Linked DNA regions of Homo sapiens: region 1 is linked to region 2. Evidence: read pairs that join two places in POLR2A ChIA-PET (ENCODE). Cell type or tissue: A673. All regions are shown on one strand. Each heading gives the region's core, and the rest is flanking DNA. Links, peaks and the distances in the headings are about the cores only. Region 1 overlaps WDR19 (WD repeat domain 19). Region 2 overlaps TMEM156 (transmembrane protein 156).

What was found. Peaks named below come from ENCODE experiments on the same cell type or tissue, not always from the same donor. Only the 100,000 strongest peaks of a DNase experiment are listed, where the experiment ranks them.
Region 1: POLR2A ChIA-PET joins it to region 2 with 6 read pairs; 2 of 35 experiments call an interaction of 5 or more read pairs at or near these places.

What each region holds. Positions count from the first base shown.
Region 1 is chr4:39,185,147-39,188,070 of GRCh38, reverse strand. WDR19 (WD repeat domain 19) reads right to left here. Exons shown (of 37, transcript NM_025132.4): 2 at 2,254-2,345; 3 at 1,467-1,532. Among named protein-coding and RNA genes, the nearest start is that of WDR19, 4.1 kb to the right of the region's middle. In A673, for the core only: no CTCF peak of the experiment used is centred there; no DNase peak of the experiment used is centred there.
Region 2 is chr4:38,965,856-38,968,738 of GRCh38, reverse strand. TMEM156 (transmembrane protein 156) reads left to right here. Exons shown (of 7, transcript NM_024943.3): 7 at 1,098-1,995. Among named protein-coding and RNA genes, the nearest start is that of TMEM156, 65 kb to the left of the region's middle. In A673, for the core only: no CTCF peak of the experiment used is centred there; a DNase peak (open chromatin) is centred at 1,288; H3K27ac peaks cover 1,501 bases.

The DNA of each region.
Region 1 (2,924 bases), core at 91-2,590, 220 kb before region 2:
CATTCTTGGGTATTAAATAACCCATACTTTGATTTATATTTAAGACAGTTGGGAATTACTTCAATTATTTTATTTTTCAAAATGTTGAAATATGTTTTAGGATCTTCATTTTCTAAAGTATATTCAGAGATTTGGGGAGTATGGAAGAGGGAAGCTTTCAAATTATTGACAAAATCATCTGCTAATTAAAGATTGTGTATTTAACAGCATTTTCCTTATCTGGAGATCCTCTGTCAGTCAAATTCCACTATTATGAATACAGCAAAACAATACAGAAGAAATGAGACCATTATGTAACAGAAATAGATGTCACAGAGATCACACAATAAAGCTCACGCAATTTACTCCAAGACAATTTTTACTGAGTGCCTTCTTTCACTTCACATATAATTATAGCTTCTTTGATCTGTTTCCAGGAATACAGAAACCAGAAGCCACAATTAAGAGAGTTAATGGAAAATGCCAAAATGATAGCATTAGGTGGGTGGGGCAGGGCAGGAGGTAGGAAAGGCTGTTAGAGACCAAGAGAAGTAAAACCTAATTTTCAAAAATGGTCAATAAACTACAGAAAGAAACATGAATTTTAAAAGCACAGCAGCATAAGTCAGTTTAGGTGAGGGACTCTATACATCTTTTTTTTTTTTTTTTTTTGAGATGGAGTCTCGTTCTGTCACCCAGGCTGGAGTACAGTAGCGCAATCTCGGCTCACTGCAACCTCCACCTTCCGGGTTCAAGTGATTCTCCTGCCTCAGCCTCCCAAGTAGCTGGGACTACAGGCGCATGCCACCACGCCCAGCTACTTTTTTGTATTTTTAGTGGAGACGAGGTTTGACCGTGTTAGCCAGGATGGTCTCCATCTCCTGACCTCATGATCCACCTGCCTCGGCCTCCCAAAGTGCTGGGATTACAGGCATGAGCCACCACACACAGCCTTTATACATCTTAATAACCACTGAGACCATCAGTAGAATAACTAATATAGGTAGTGATTACACTGAATCATTAAAAATGCTTCAATTATGCTTAGTATAATGTAGAATGATTTCCTGAAAATGGATAAAGCCTTCACCCTTTACAAAGTTATGTGGAAAGTCACTATTTTCCAACAATTTATTAGAGATGGAAAACTAAAGTAGATACAGGTTTATCTTATCTGCCTATACAAACACTAAGACTTGTTTATAATTTAAAAGAATTGTTTCGTGTGGACTCTAATTCTTTCACACGGTCTGATTTATAATCCTGCCGTAAGGCTTCTCTGTGAGTATATGGGTGTTTATAGATAGAAACTCTAATTCATGCTATATCTCTACATATTTCATAACTACTTATGGCTAAAAAAACAAATCCCTTTGCAAATGGAAGAAGCAAAAGATTCCATCTGATTATAATTTTAAGGCAGTATTTTTTTAATCTTTTAGGCAACAAAACTTGACAGGTTTTTTTAAATCTACTTCTGTACTTACCCAGGTAAGTTAATTTCACTTCTTTTTTGACCATGGCGATCAAAGATTTTCACAATATAATCAGCTCTGAAAGCAATCAGAACATAAAGATATGATTTACTTTTTTTTTTTTTTTTTTTTTTTTTTGAGACAGAGTCTCCCTCTGTTGCCCAGGCTGGAGTGCAGTGGTGTGATCTTGGCTCACTGCAACCTCCACCTCCCAGGTTCAAGCGATTCCCCTGCCTCAGTCTCCTAAGTAGCTGGGATTACAGATGCCTGCCACCATACCTGGCTAATTTTTGTATTTTTGTAGAGATGGCGTTTCACCATGTTGGCCAGGCTGGTCTCAAACTCCTGGCCTCAAGTGATCTGCCTGCCTTGGCCTCCCAAAGTGTTGGGATTATTGGCATGAGCCACTGCACCTGGCCTAAATGTTTCTTTCATTTATCTATGTATATAAAGCTGCCATCCAAATGATTTCAGTGTTTTCTCCTGATAGTTTCAGAATTTGCATAAAAAGTTATTACCAGGGAAAAGGTTCTATGAACTTTCATGTTAATGGAGATGAATATATTCCTTTTCCTGTCATATAACTGTTAGACAAAAACTTTTACTGAGGCCAGGTTCACTTGAACCTGGGAGGCGGAGGTTGCAGCAAGCTGAGATCGTGCCACTGCACTCCATCCTGGGCAACAAAGCTAGACTCCATTTAAAAAAAAAAAACAACAACAAAAAAAACTTCTACTGAGTAGATGGTGTGATTACATGGGCATGCAACCACTGCTTAAAACATTCATTGGTTTCTTACCCTGTTACTGCAAGGTAGTTTCCTGATGTTTTTTGCCAGGCAAACTGTATTGGTGCGCCAAGCCAAGTCTTTTCTAGCAGTGAGAAAATACGCTAAAAAATAAACACAATTTTTAATATTTTCAAAACATACAATCAAGTGTTGATCAGAAAAGGTATCAAAACATGGTCATGAAAACCATGTTTTCATAGGATTCAGGATAGTGAGGATTATGTTAGAGCTTATCTAGAAGTTAACAACAAAAGAAATAAAACAAAATCAACCAACCAACTAAACATACACAACTACTTGGTAAATTACAGATCTCAAGATATAGGAGGGCTTTTATTTTAAATTTTTTTTGGCTTTTTAATGTTTCTGAATGTTAATTTTACAAAAATATGTAATTTTAGTGTTTTGTAGATGTTAAAGACTAAAATAATTGAAGCCTGAATTCAGTTAATTATCTGTGGCACGGATTCCTGGTGATTAAACTGAACAAAAATTGCTATCTTAAACATGATAAAAACACAAAATGTCTTTACTCCTTTCAACATTATTTTCTTCTATTAGTTCCATTAGTTATATTTACATCATCATTAAGTGTTTAACTTGGCTACTGGGTGAATAGTGTTATCAACTGAAAACTCTTTCTTTTCCTTGAAACAATCAAGAAACGTGATGTCCAATAT
Region 2 (2,883 bases), core at 1-2,500:
TCTTAGTACTTTGGGTCTCAGTGCAACCAGGGTCTGCTGTTGGCTCAGAAATTCCTAAGTAGCATATAGTGTAGTCATATGATTGTGTCAATGAAATATTACTGGATATTATTATGCTCGAGACCTCTCATTCTGGTTGTTCATTCTGGGATGCTTATCTTTGCATCTGAAGAGTTCCTCTTTCTTTGTTCATTCACCAAATGATTTTTGACCACCTACTGTATGTTGAGAATCCTACTCATTGGCAAAAACAACAATGTAGTCAATGGAGGAGTCAGATTAGAGAAGCCCTAATTCCAATAAAGACTCAAGTAACATGATAAAGGTGTTCACATGTGAAGAGAGGGACTTGGGGAGCACGATAGAGAGACTCCTCCTTCAGAGGACATGATGCCTAGCGTTTAGATGTTCAATAAGGATTTGTTGAGTAAATGAATAAATCCCAATTTCTATGTCTCTGTGTTAGAATCATGGAATGTTATAATTGAAAGAAACTGGCATGAACACTTACACTTTCATTTGATAGATATAGAAAATAAACCAAACATGCTGTAGCAGCAGAGGTTAGTGGAGACTCTAGGTTTCCTTGGTCCTAGGCTGAGAAGTTTGTTATCACTGAGCACAATGTCTTCTTAGGGATATAATGGGGGGTGTCATGGCGTAACACAGAATCAGTCCTGGGGTCACCCTGAAAAGGGAGAATAACTGTCCCAACTTTGGGAACTCTTATACACTGCTGGTAGGAATGTAAACTAGTATAGCCACTACAGAAAACAGTATGGAGATTTCTCAAAAAACTAAAAATAGAACTACTGTTCCATTTAGCAATCCCACTACTGGGTATCTACCCAAAGGAAAAGAAGTCATGGAAGGGTGTGGTGGCTCACGCCTGTAATCCCAGTACTTTGGGAGGCTGAGGCGGTCAGGTTGCCCTGAAAGAGCCCTGAATCAGAGACTTGAGAACATTTTTTGGTGGTCTTATAAGCCATAGTTTTAACAAACGGTTTTAAAATTGTTTTCTGCCCATTCTAATTCAAGTAACACTTAACAAAATTTTTGTGTGAATAATATTTTCTTGCTTTTATTTAAATCTTCAGAATATCCCCGGGCAAGTTGGACCGAGCCCTTTGAAGAATACTCAGAAGTTTATTTTGTGAATGAGTAGACTGGAAAATGTTTGTGTCCAGCTGAGGATGCACAGTTGGAAAGCAGGAGGAATGCTGACTGGTTGATGAAAACTAGCTTAAGAGCATTCATTCGCTCCATGAGATCAAGGGAACAAGAGTGTTTGCAAGAAGCCATTATGAGTCATGGAAAAAAAGATGATGAAACCCATGGAAACAGCAAGAGAATTCCCACTCTCTCTCTTCTTAAAAAAAATCTATCATTATACAGCACAGAGTGGAGCCAAGTTTTTAATTTTGAGGAACCAAAAACAGGATCAAATATGAAAACCCTTTCTTTTATTGGGCCACATTGTAGATGCTGATTTGATAATTGTTTCCTATGCAGATAGATTATTTTTATTTCACAGATTATTTAAAAGGGAAGAGGGCCTGGTTGTTTATTTATATGTTTGTTTGCATTTATGAATCTTGCTGCCTTTTAGCACCAGGATGTTTTTAAAAAAATTCAAAGAGGCCAGGCGCAGTGGCTCATGCCTGTAATCCCAGCACTTTGGGATTCTGAGGTGGGAGGATCATGAGGTCAAGGGATCGAGACCATCCTGGCCAACATGGTGAAACCCTGTCTCTACTAAAAACACAAAAATTAGCTGGGTGTGGTGGTGCGCGCCTGTAGTCCCAGCTCCTCAGGAGGCTGAGGCAGGAGAATCACTTGAACCTGGCAGGCAGAGTTTGCAGTGAACCAAGATCACGCCACTGCATTACAGCCTGGTGCAGAGCAAGACTCTGTCTCAAAAAAAAAAAAAAAAAAAAATCAAAGATACCAATAAAACGAATTTAAATAAAATACTTAAGTACTTTAATAGCAAAACGTTTCCTTTGATTCTTTTGGCTTTCATATTTGTTATAGCCATTGTTAATGTCAAGCATAATTATAGTTACTAATAACAATAAAAAAGCACATATAGACAAGAGGGCAGCTCTTGACATTAAAATATAAACATGCTTTTCCAGAGTTAAGGTGGAACTTAATCTCCTGGCCATCATTATATGGCTACAGTTGCTTATCTGAGTTGATTTACAGGATTAACTGCAGGGTCAGATTTAATAATCAGTGATGGGGTTGAGGACACGCTGCCCCAAAATATGGCACCTTGGCAAACTGAATTTTTTAAGCTGAAGGATTTGAGAAAATGGCAAATTTTAAGTGGAAATATTACTCTGACCTTCCTTTGCCACCTTTCTCCCCGGAAGCAGGTAATAAAACCTTTGCTGACCTTCCTCTAAAACACATCATAGGACCCTCATGTGAGAGGTGCTCTTCCTGTATCCACAGAGGAAAGGCAGTTCCCTATCTCCCAAGACACAGGGACCCAGAGGAGAATCTGAACAAACGGGCTCTGCTAAGTTTCCCTCCATTTATTCCTATTAGATCTAGTACTCTTTTTGCCTGATCATATTTCTGCAAGTGTCTCTCCATTCTTCATCAAACCTACTACTAAAAACACTCAAGTGTAACTGTTTCCTCTGATCTTCACTTCCTGAGGATGGCCCTTGTGTTACGTAGAACTTGTTTAAATAAACCACTATGTTTTTCTCTGGTTAATCTTTTATTATAAAGGATTCAGCTCTGAATTTAAAAGGGTAGGAGGAAAAGATATTTTTCCCTTCCTACATAAGCAATCTAACAGGCATGAATATTCCAGCACACAGAGGTTTTTTTTTCTGGTATTCGATTATTTTTTCTCTAGATCACAAA